Linked DNA regions of Homo sapiens: region 2 is linked to region 1. The links are chromatin contacts, found by Hi-C or POLR2A ChIA-PET in ENCODE. All regions are on one chromosome and are shown on one strand. The core of a region is the stretch at or near the end of the contact, and the rest is flanking DNA. Distances in the headings are between cores, read along the strand shown.

Evidence for each region. Hi-C counts contacts between places; a loop is a spot of excess contacts on that map. ChIA-PET counts read pairs that join two places held with the same protein, here RNA polymerase II (POLR2A). Pooled maps may share reads with other maps.
Region 2: a loop to region 1 is called in a map with no recorded cell type, with 4 times the contacts of the local background. The contact joins the promoter of LINC01556 here to the promoter of OR2H2 in region 1. A Hi-C loop is called at or near these places in 3 of 37 single-sample maps with no recorded cell type and 5 of 50 pooled maps. POLR2A ChIA-PET finds 5 or more read pairs at or near these places in 1 of 52 experiments (HEK293).

Annotation. Positions count from the first base shown.
Region 1 is chr6:29,580,868-29,586,557 of GRCh38, reverse strand. It overlaps OR2H2 (olfactory receptor family 2 subfamily H member 2), which reads right to left and starts at 1,437. Exons shown (of 2, transcript NM_007160.4): 1 at 1,208-1,437. It overlaps SNORD32B (small nucleolar RNA, C/D box 32B), which reads right to left and starts at 4,306; the gene lies at 4,230-4,306. It also overlaps the pseudogene RPL13AP.
Region 2 is chr6:28,941,804-28,947,313 of GRCh38, reverse strand. It overlaps LINC01556 (long intergenic non-protein coding RNA 1556), which reads right to left and starts at 3,530. Exons shown (of 1, transcript NR_103538.1): 1 at 2,776-3,530. TRL-AAG2-2 (tRNA-Leu (anticodon AAG) 2-2) reads left to right here and starts at 3,611; the gene lies at 3,611-3,692. It overlaps TRM-CAT3-1 (tRNA-Met (anticodon CAT) 3-1), which reads right to left and starts at 2,739; the gene lies at 2,667-2,739. RefSeq lists an enhancer at 5,346-5,510.

The sequences.
Region 1 (5,690 bases), core at 188-2,687:
CTCAATTTTCTCAATTTGTCACCCCTCAAGATGTCACCACCATTCTAATTTTTTTTTTTTTTTTTTTTTTTTAGAGTCACGTTTTATAGCCCAGGCTGGAGTGCAATGGCACGATCTCTGCTCACTGCAACTTCCACCTCCTGGGCTCAAGCTATTCTCCTGCCTCAGCCTCCCAAGTAGCGGGGATTACAGGCACTCAAGACCATGCCTAGCTAATTTTTGTATTTTTAGTAGAGACGGGGTTTCGCCATGTTGGCCAGGCTGGTCTCAGACTCCTGACCTCAGGTGATCTGCCTGCCTCGGCCTCCCAAAGTGCTGGGATTACAGGCATGAGTCACTGTGCCTGGCCTCTAAATTTTTAATTATGCCTTCGCTTTCATTTTTTGAGATGTATTTAACGTACCATAAAATTCGCCCTTTTGAAGTGTGTAATTTAGTGGTTTAAAGTATATTCACAAGTTGTGCAACCAACACCATTTACTTCCAGAATATTTCATTACTCCCAAAAGAAACCTCATGCTCATTGGCTGCCGCCCCCTCCTTTGTTTTCTTTGTAATATAAAATTCTTTGCATGTAACCTTAAACAATAGCCAATTGTTTCTTATTTATCCATCATGTGTCATCCTAATTAATTTTCTACATTTCTAACTTTGTCATTATCTTGGCATTTCATTCCTTTCCTTTCTCTGCTATATCGCTGAATCTCTTTAGATTACACCTTTCTTAGTGACTGTTTCCCTTTCCCTCTTTGTTCTCTGTCTTTTCCACTCTCATTATTTTTCTCCTACTCCTTTTCCTTCTGAAATATTCATGCATTGGTCTACGCATTTATTCATTTCTTGAGCCCCAAAGTGCCAGCATTGTGTTAGGAGCTGGGGAAGGAGTTGGGAGGTCCTTTGAAAGGGGTTTATGATAGTCTAGTGACCATGAGCTACCCTTGCTGTTAGTAGCTACCATCAAAGCATGGTGATAAACAACTCCCTGAACATCTGGTTCTCACAGTGACCCTACAAAGAGATAAAATTATCCCAATTTTACCAAAAAGTGAACAGTCACAGACGGGACAAGAGACTTGTAGAAGGTTACCTAGTCAATAAGTGCTAGGACTAGGATTTTAGAGTAAGTTTAACTCCAAATCTGGTCCTCCAGTGTTGAGGATAGGCGGAAACTGATATCTCACAGCCAAAGAGCAAAGGTTCTGCTTACCTTCAATCAAATAAAAATCTCTTCTGGTACCAGCAATTCCCCATGACAGAGCTCTTAACTGGTGCCCAGCCTCCACTTGTACATCAGGAAGAAACAAAAAAATAAAAAGGAATGGGCATCCTTGAATGGGCAACTGCATCTCTGGTCACAATAGGGATTGCTAATGCTGACCATCTGGCACTTTTCTAAGCACACATGTGTGTGATGAGCTGGAGCTGGCTCAGATTATCTCTTGATTAGTAAATTTTTAGGAATTTTGTGAGACAGTTATTAAACCATCAGTGGCTTGAGACAGCCATGGCAGGAATATTTACACTATGAAAATTGGCAAACACTACAAATTAGGGCTCTCCCCATCTGCCACCAACCAAGTTGTTTATTAAACATTTACTCTACACTGCTGATTATCCTTCACAACTCTACATATTATTCTCTTCCTTCCAATATGAAGAAGTTGAAACAAAGAAATATAAATAACTTTCCCAAGGCAGTATAGTTAGTAAGCACCAGAGCTGATGTTTGAACCCAAATCTGCTAACTGTAGAGGGTTTGCACCAACCAAAGCCCACCAAATCTCTGCAGGGAGGATGAAGCCAAGGTCAGAACTTTGCCATTGAGTTCTTTGCCATCGAGTTCTTTGCCATCGAGTTCTTTGCCATTGAGTTCTTTGCCAACAATTTTCCCCCTCAGTCTAGGCAGAGGTGTGCCTCTGTTTTAGTGGCATTGGAGGTAGAAATGTTGACATGGTATGGTGGTAGAGGGATCCCACGGAGGGAAAGAGCTCATTAATTCTGCTGAGACTCTAGGGTCCATAGCCCACAGACAATTCATTAGCCACAAATTATGGTAAAAGGGGCAGGGGAATATCTATAGGAAATATGCCAACAATAGTCATCACTGTGGTAGGTAAAAGAGGTCACTCATTGCTTCTTTCTGTCAACAGGAAGAAAAAGGACAGTGTCTCTACTCCCACCTCCAGTGAGTCCCGGGCATCCTGATAGTCCTCTCAGGCTTATGATTCATCTATTCAGGACCTCAGTTTTTAAAGTTCTCAGCTTCCTCCTTTTCTATTTAGTTATTCTGAGATGGAGCACACTGTAGTAACAGAGAATTATAAAGCTCTGGGTTTGGAGAGTACTTAGAACATTTAGCCAATCTTCATATAACTGAATCGTTATGCTTCTCTTCCATTAGAAAGGGAGCCTATGAGATCAGCTAATAAATGGCATGTACTAGGTCCATGGATCTACCCAGTAGTCATTTCTGCAGTCTCTAAATCTGTAACTGGAATGCACATGCTTGGCCATTGGCAGAATCCCCACATAGTTCTTTAGTCTGTGGAGTACGAGCTACAGATTGAAGTGGAAGCCCTGAATCTACACCTCTTACCGCAAAGACAGTGAATCAAGAACAATATCACAATTCAAGGGAAATGGCTGATTGAGGCCACCTTTAAAGGGTGCGGGGGTTTGTTTCTATCATATTTCACATTTAATTCACCAGTCTGGTCACTACAAATATCAGATGCAACTTGAAAGATGACCAGACTAGCACAAACTCAACCAAGAAATAGCTGTAATTACAGCTGTTGTGCCTGATTAGCACGGTTTCAGGTCCATGTTATATGGCTATTAATCTGGTGAATAATGTGTTCTTTTCTTTTCTTTTTGAGATGGAATCTCACTGTTGCCCAGGCTGGAGTGCAATGGCATGATCTTGGCTCACTGCAACCTCCCCCTCCCGGGTTCGAGCGATTCTCCTGCCTCAGCCTCCTGAGTAGCTGGGACTACAGGCAAATGCCACCACGCCTGGCTAATTTTTGTATTTTTAGTAGAGACAGGGTTTCACCATATTGATCAGACTGGTCTTTAACTCCTGACCTCGTGATCTGCCTGCCTCAGCCTCCCAAAATGCTGGGATTACAGACGTGAGCCACCGTGCCTGGCTGAATGTGTTCTTTTCAAATACTATCAGGAAGAAAGACCAAAGGCAGTTTGAATTTACAGGTATGGATATAAGTGTACATTTACATTTACATTTTTGCTTCAGTACCATGTTAAAACTCTCCCGTCATAATAGGGTCCAATGGGACATGGATGTGCTGCAAGTCCAGGCAAAAAAGCCTTGATTTACATCATTTGCTGATTTCTGCAGTGTAAATATTCTCACCATGGCCAATTTTAAACTGTCAATGTGAGATTACTGAAAATGCAGAGTTGTAGAGAAATGTATGGTAACACACCATTACACAGAATAATTTATAATACAGAGGGTTTTTTTTTGTTTGTTTGTTTTTGAGGAATAAACAAACAGTCTTTATTAGGCTCAGACCAGAAGTCCATGGATCTTGAGGAGACCTGTGTGTATTTGTCAGTTTTCTTTTTCATGTTCTTTTCCACCTATTTCTGTAGCCTCATAAGCTGTTTCTTCTTCTGGTAGTGGATCTTGGCCTTCTCCTTCCTCTTCTTCAGGGTGGCTGTCACTGCCTGGTACTTCCAGCTAACTTCATAAGCTCGGTGTCCAGGCGGACAAATTTTCTTGTAGGCTTCAGACACACAAGCTTGAGGGCAGCAGGAACCACCAAAGCTTTTTCTTGTCATGGGGCGGTGGAATGCCGTCAGACACCTTGAGGTGGTTGAGGGCGGCCTGGCCTTGGTGAGTCTTGTGGGGCAGTGGGCCTTGCACCATCCACCAGAAGATGCGGCTAGGGCCGAGAAATGGCAGGGCCTCCAGAAGGTGTTCATCCGCTTGCGGAGAAAGCCCAGGTACTTCAACTTGTTTCTGTAGAACTTGCCAGAAATGTTGATGCTCTCGCATTGTACGACCACCACCTTCTGGCCTAGAGGGAAGGAAAGGGTTGGGAAGTGCTGAGGGTGCCATCTGAAGGCTCTCCCTCTACCTGTGACTGCACACAGACAGTGATGGGCACAGCAGAGTTCATGTTTAAATTAAAAGATAGCCTAATGGAAAATCACTTCTGAACCAGGAGGACCGCACCCCAGGAATGGGAGTGGCTGGCAGGTCTCAGAGCAGTGCATGGGGTTGGTCTCATGGCCATGAGACTCAAACGAAAGATGGTGATTGTTGCTCATCACCAATCCAGAATATTTTTATTATACAGACAACATTATTTAGTATCTTTATTATATAGACATAACAGATATAAATAACCAGAAGAGTATGGAAAATATGATAAGATAGTTAAATACCTAGAAAATGAAGAGCTTAGGGATTTGTTACCTATGCCTTAAAATAACTTATTTTAAAATAATAGTCATGTTTAACAACTGGTTTGCACAATTTCTGAAAATTTAACAGTTGGCTCCATGAGGCAGTATGAGCTAGCTGCATGCAGCACACCACTGGACGTGGACCTTCTGGACATTCCACAAAACATGACATCGTTCCACTGTATCAACAATATCTTATTAACCAAACAGAATGAGCCATGAGGGCAAGCATATTGGCGGCACTGGTAAGACAAATGCACTCCAGAGAGTGGGAAATACACCCTGTGAAGATTCAGCATCCTCCACATCTTTGAAGTTTTTAGACTTTGTGCCAGGACATCCCTCTAAAGTAAGAACACATTATTGCATTTCACACTTAACACCAGTAATGCAGAATTGGAAAGAGATGCACAGTAACACACTATTACACAGAAGAATTTATAATACAGAGGTGTTTTTTGGAATAAACAGTCTTTATTAGGCTCAGACCAGGAGTCCATAGGTCTTGAGGAGAACTGTGTGTATTTGTCAGTTTTCTTCTCCACGTTCTTTTCTGCCTGTTTCTGTAGCCTCATAGGCTGTTTTCTTCTTCCAGCAGTGAATCTTGGTCTTCTCCTTCCTCTTCTCCAGGGTAGAGAATGCTTGGTTGTCCTATTTAGGATCTAGAGGAAACATATTCCACACTCATGGGAATACCACATGGAACAGTTTACTAGCGACTGACTGAAGCCCAGAGCAGACCTGGGGTCCGCAGCTGTTCTAAGCTGTCATATCAGCCGTGTGGTAGTGCTTTGGTCATGTGACTCAATAGACTCTGGGGCACTAAAGGTATCAGTGGTGGGAAAAGATACAGTGTGGCATTTTGGGCAAGCCTTGAAAGGAAAATCACAACATAGATCCCTGGGGTTCTTCATCAAATCTATGCTGTCTGCTGCAGGAAAGTAAACCCCATTAGGAAACAAGTCCTAGCTTGCTCTTGGGCCTTACTAGAGACAGAGCTCCTGATCATGAGACATCAAATGGCTATTAGGCTACAACTGTCCATCATGAGCTGGGTCCTGTCAAATCAATCAAGTGATGAGGTCTAGTGGTTGCAACATCATCAGTTGTAAGAGAGAAGTCGTATATCCTGCATCAGTCATGGGCAGAACTGGAGGGTAAATGCAAGGTGCTGAAGTGGGGGGCCCAGATTCCCATGTCCTCCACGCTGTGGCCTTGGTACTTCCCAACTTGCTCATACCAGTGGCTCATGG
Region 2 (5,510 bases), core at 2,281-4,780, 640 kb after region 1:
ATGAGGCAAGTGCTCCTAGTTTTAACCAGTAAGCAAGCCCTGGATGACTAAACAAAAATGAGGAGAATTTTGGGAGGAAATGATCTCTCCAGAGACGGTCAACATAGGATAAATGAATATAGGCCGAGTAAGTCCTTGACTGGGGCTTCCAAAATGTTGCCACACTGATGGCATTCAAATCTCCTGGAGTCACTGTTAAAAACTCAGATTCAGGCCAGTTGCAGTGGCTCACACCTGTAATCCCAGCACTTTGGGAGACCCAGGTGCATGGATCATCTGAGGCCAGGAGATCGAGACCAGCCTGACCAACATGGAGAAACCACATCTCTACTAAAAACACAAAATTAGCCGGGCGTGGTGGCGCATGCCTGTAATCCCAGCTACTCCAGAGGCTGAGGCAGGAGAATCGCTTGAACCAGGAGGTAGAGGTTGCCGTGAGCCGAGATCGTGCCATTGCACTCTAGCCTGGGCAACAAGAGTGAAACTCCATCTCAAAAAAAAAAAAAAGATTCACAGATTCTATCTCAGACTCATGAATCAGAATATTCTCAAGGTCTGGCTGACCTCCACAACTTAAATCACTGTTGTCTTTTCTCTCCCCTATGCAGCGAATTCCCTCTCTGAACATGATCATGACCTCTGAGACCCTGCATGATCTATGTGCATCCTGTAGGGTCTATGTGTATCTAACCCCCTCATCTCCTATCAAGTTCTCCCTTGTTTACTGACCTACAGCTGCACTAGTCTCCTCCTTCGTTCCTTGAACATGCCAATGGCATTCCTGCCAAGCCTTTTGTAATTACTGTTCCCTTGGCCTGAAATTCTCTTCTCCCTGATAGCCTCACAGCTCACTCACTCACTTCCTTCAAGTCTCTGTTCAGATGCCTCCTTATCAGGAAGGCCTCCTTGGTCACCCTTTATTATAAAGCAATCCCCTCCCCTTTGTTCTCCATTCTCTTGCTCTTTTCCTTCATGGCATGTATCACTACTTCACATTTTATATATCTGGTTGAATTTATTCTTTATCATTCCCCACTAAAATGTAAACTCCATGAGAGCAGAAGCTTTTTCTGTTGTGTGGAGTGCTATCCCTGCACCCCCTATGTGTGGTTCAGGGTCTAGTTAAGAAATAAGGCTGGGCACGGTGGCTCACATCTGTAATCCCAGCGCTTTGGGAGGCCGAAGCGGGCAGATCACTTGAGGTCAGGAGTTCAAGACCAGCCTGGCCAACATGGTGAAACCCCGTCTCTGGTAAAAATACAAAAATTAGCTGGACGTCGTGGCGGGCGCCTGTAATTCCAGCTACCTGGGACGCTGAAGCAGGAGAATCGCTTGAACCCGGGAGGCAGAGGTTGCAGCGAGCTGAGATTGTGCCACTGCACTCCAGCCTGGGTGACAGAACAAGACTCTGTCTCAAAAAAAAAGGAATAAGACTAGGTATTTCAACTGGGCACACCATGGTAACTCAGAGGTGATAACTACTGGGAAGTAGCTACCACCTTGTAGGGCTGGAAGAACAAAAAGGAAGAGGTTGAGACCACTGAGGAAAGGCATCCTGGAGTGCTAAAGAGGACGCGCTGCAGCTGGACTACTACTTACTTATGTAATGGACAGTGAGACATTCTGGAATGCATGAAGAGAACAAATAGAGATGGGATTCAACTGCCATTGTTGGAGTGACCTGACAGGAAGAACAAAATTTAGAAAGCAGCCCCTGCTTCTCTCCTCTTGCTTTCTAGTCTCTTTCTGGTTCCTCTTATTGACAGAACACAAGAGGAAGCCAATGGGCAAAGGAGTTTGGGAAATATCATTTGCAGGCGCCCAGCCCCAATGTCACAAAACAAAGTATATAAGGGTGATTTTAAAGCTGAGAGGGAATGGATTAATAGGAACACAGCTTGGAACAAAGTAGGACTCAAGAGCAGGACATTAATGATCAGTCTTGCTCATTATTATTTGAGTCAGGGGCTCATCTTGACTGTAAATATCAGCCTATCTTCTTCACTTCTTGTTTCTCTTTTTACCCCTTCCTGCATCTGGTAGTTTGGATGATTTAGATCCAGTCAACAGGACTGGAAGCAAGAGAAAAGGTCCAATGCAATGAGACTGAGGGGGGAGTTTTTTGTCAGTTTTTTGTTTCCTTTCTTTTTTCATATGGAATGTTATTGGTGGCAACCTGGTGGTAAGCCATTCCAGAAGAATGGTAAAAGATAACCAAGTCAGTAATTGATAATTAGATTCTATACCTTCCACACCCCTAGTACAACCCTCCACCCACTTTTTCTTATCTCAGCACTCTAAAACTGGCAAGTTTCTTGACTCTGGTGTTGTTAAAACAAAGACAATTGCCAAGCATATCTGAAAAACATTTGAAAATGCTACCAGCTCTATCTCCAATTGGTATGCAGGGCGGGAGGGGAGATGAGAATTTTGGAGAATTTAATTCTTAGTGAAAATCACTGTTTTGTAACTGAACATGGTTCTATTAAACAGCAATTACCCGTTCTGTTCCATCAAAGCAATGTCCTTAGATTTTTTTTTCCCTTACCAGACATATTGTACACTTTTCTATAGAGAAAGCAGAGAAAGAACAACGTTTTGTCAACTTCCTTTGTTGTCTTACTCATTTTGGATCAAGAAGAAGTAAAATGGCAAAACAGACGCCTTGCCCCCTCTGAGGTTCGAACTCAGGACCTTCAGATTATGAGACTGACGCGCTGCCTACTGCGCTAAGGAGGCAACTGTCTCTCCCGCTTAACCAACGGCTCTACCAAGATGATTATGAGGCATTTTAATAAGGTTTTACGTTCTCTGAATTACAGTGTTTCAAAATAAGGCGTAACTATGATTCAATTCACTTCTAAAACACTTTGGATGACAAAACTACGTAGTACAAGGCAGGGGCCAATTCCTAAACCAACCTCGTTCTCCCACAGACCTTCCTAAGGAAACTTTAAGGGCTGCGAAGGCAATTGAGTCTGGACTTTGCGAAAGGCCTTCCTGTACGGGGCCCTGGATTTCTCATCTCATTTCTGGGCCAGGAACGAGGAGTCTTTCCCTCTATGATTAGGGCTTTCGTAGATGTACCGCCTCTGAAACGAAGACAAGACAAATAATAATGAGTTCACTCTTTTCCTCCCTTGTGAAGTTCCGTGGAGACACTCGGTCCCCTGAAGTGGATGAAGGGCGAGGGGAGGAGGTCTCAGGATTTTTCCTCGCTTTTCTTAGAAGCAACAGGCTCAAACCAAACGGTTGGCCTTGCTTACTCCTGAAGTCGAGAGGCTTACTCCCTGGAATCCAAGTGGATGTGGAGCCCATGGCGTCCTCTGGCGCTCTCGGTCTCTTCGACCCCTTTTTACTGTGTTGATGATAAATGGGGCAGGATTCCCCTCCTGCACCACCTGCAGCATCCTGTCCAGGATCCATCTGGGAGCTGAGAAGAAGCAAAGTGTCAGGGATCGGGGGTTCTCGGGCTATGCTGAGAAGCAAGGAATGCTGAAGAAGGGGCCTGAGGGAAGGGCTTATGGTGATGTGGGAATGGGAATGAAAGGACTGGAAAGGGGCGACAGTCACTTGGGTGAAACTGAAAGCGGCGACGCACCCTGTGGGTGGTAGCGTGGCCGAGCGGTCTAAGGCGCTGGATTAAGGCTCCAGTCTCTTCGGGGGCGTGGGTTCGAATCCCACCGCTGCCAGTGTGAGGTATTTTTTTTTTCCCCCTCGTCATTCTGACCCAGTAAAGTTCCATTTTCAAGCCTTGTGTGGGCAGTTCTCACAGCTTCCTAAGTGAGACAGGTTCCTCTTCTGTTTTCCTAGGGGCCACAGATAACACCCATATGTACAGTCCCACAAACGGTGCCCAAATGTTTCTCGATTTAGGGGCTCAGACATCTCGTCCCCTAGTTATTCCCTTCAGTGGCCTTCATGTGTTTTCATTCACTTTGCGAAATTTGTGAACCAACCAAGGGCAATCCTAAGGAAAAAGTACAACCTTCTTAACTCCAGACTCAAGAATAAATAAGCCACGCACGCTCATCTGCCCTATTTTCCATTGTCTTCTCCAAGGGATAAATGTGCTAAGGCTGAAAAAACAAACGAACCAACAAAAGAAACAGTCACCAGACACCTAGAGCCTTTCCCGCTTCACCTATCCTCAGAGAGCAGTTTAAGGTCCTTAGTTGAACACAGTTGAAGAGTTAGCTTTTGAGATTCTGTTATCTTCTTAAACAGTAAACATTTTTTTCTTTTTTTTTTTTAAGAAATAAGGTGGAGGCTCATAGAATAGAAAGAATAACACCTGTTTTAGGGAAGAAGGACTTGATCCGTTATTTACCTGGATCTGGGGTAGTTTAGACCATCTTTTAAGGCTAGGAGACTCGAGGAGATAGAATGGAGAGTTTTTGTGTGCAGGGAGGTGGGTAGATGCTTAGGAGCACTTTACAGTCGCCTAGGCAGAAGTCTTCTAATTTCACTGCTTCCTTCCTCACCTTCCAAAAGATGTATCCAATACATACTAATTGAGCAGATATTTTGTAACAGGCACCTTGCTTGAAAGGATGAATGCCAGCAAATGATTCCAGGGTTCCTTAGCAATTTAGTCTTGAGAGACTAGAGAGGCACATTAAGCATAGTTGACAAATAATTAATATTAAGATTGACTAAAGTAGTAATTTATATCTGAGTATTTCTTCCAGACACGCTACGTATATATGTGGTCTATTTGTTATATGTTGTTCTCACAATTACTAGATAAATAACCATGTTATCTTAATAAAGTTAAGATTTGAAAAAATGAATTACTACATCCAGCACTATAACATCCTAGTTTGGTCATCCATACTAAAGGACACCTATATGTTGGGTCATCTGGACGCTAAGATGTCCACCTGGGAGCTGGGACCTGGAAAGGCAAAAGAAGATAGGAGGAGGAGGAGAAATAATTATTCCCTTTTGAACTTGTAAAATTTAGCCTAGCAAGTGAAGGCAAAAAAGAAGTCTAAAGTCTCCCAAAAGTCTAAGCTGGGCTGTCCCACTGAGTATTCATTCATTCATTCATTCATTCATTCACTCATCCTTTCATTTATGCATTCATGCAACAAGCATTGGTTGAGCTTCTACAAAGTAGCAGACCGTGGGCTATCAAAGACTACTGAGACTCAGCCCTGCACTTAAGGCATTTTGGAGGAATGCGGGAGACAGATTTTAAAAATTTAAGCCCATGGTTACAACTGAGGGGCAGTGCCAAGATACTCGGAGGTTGTTCTAGAGGCATCTGTAGGTATCGTACAATGAATAAATAAGACTGTAGAAAGTAGATAGTATATTTTTTCTTTTCTCTCTTTTCTCCCTTTCAAACCGTGAGACTAAAATTCAATTCACCTTTTCGTGGGCTGGAAACGAAAGAAAATAAAAATCTCCAGGAATAACCATATTCCCAGATCAGTATACTGCCCTGCCCCGAAGGATGGAAAGAAATCTGGGAGAAAGGCGCGGTGGAAACAGTGTGTGAGCCC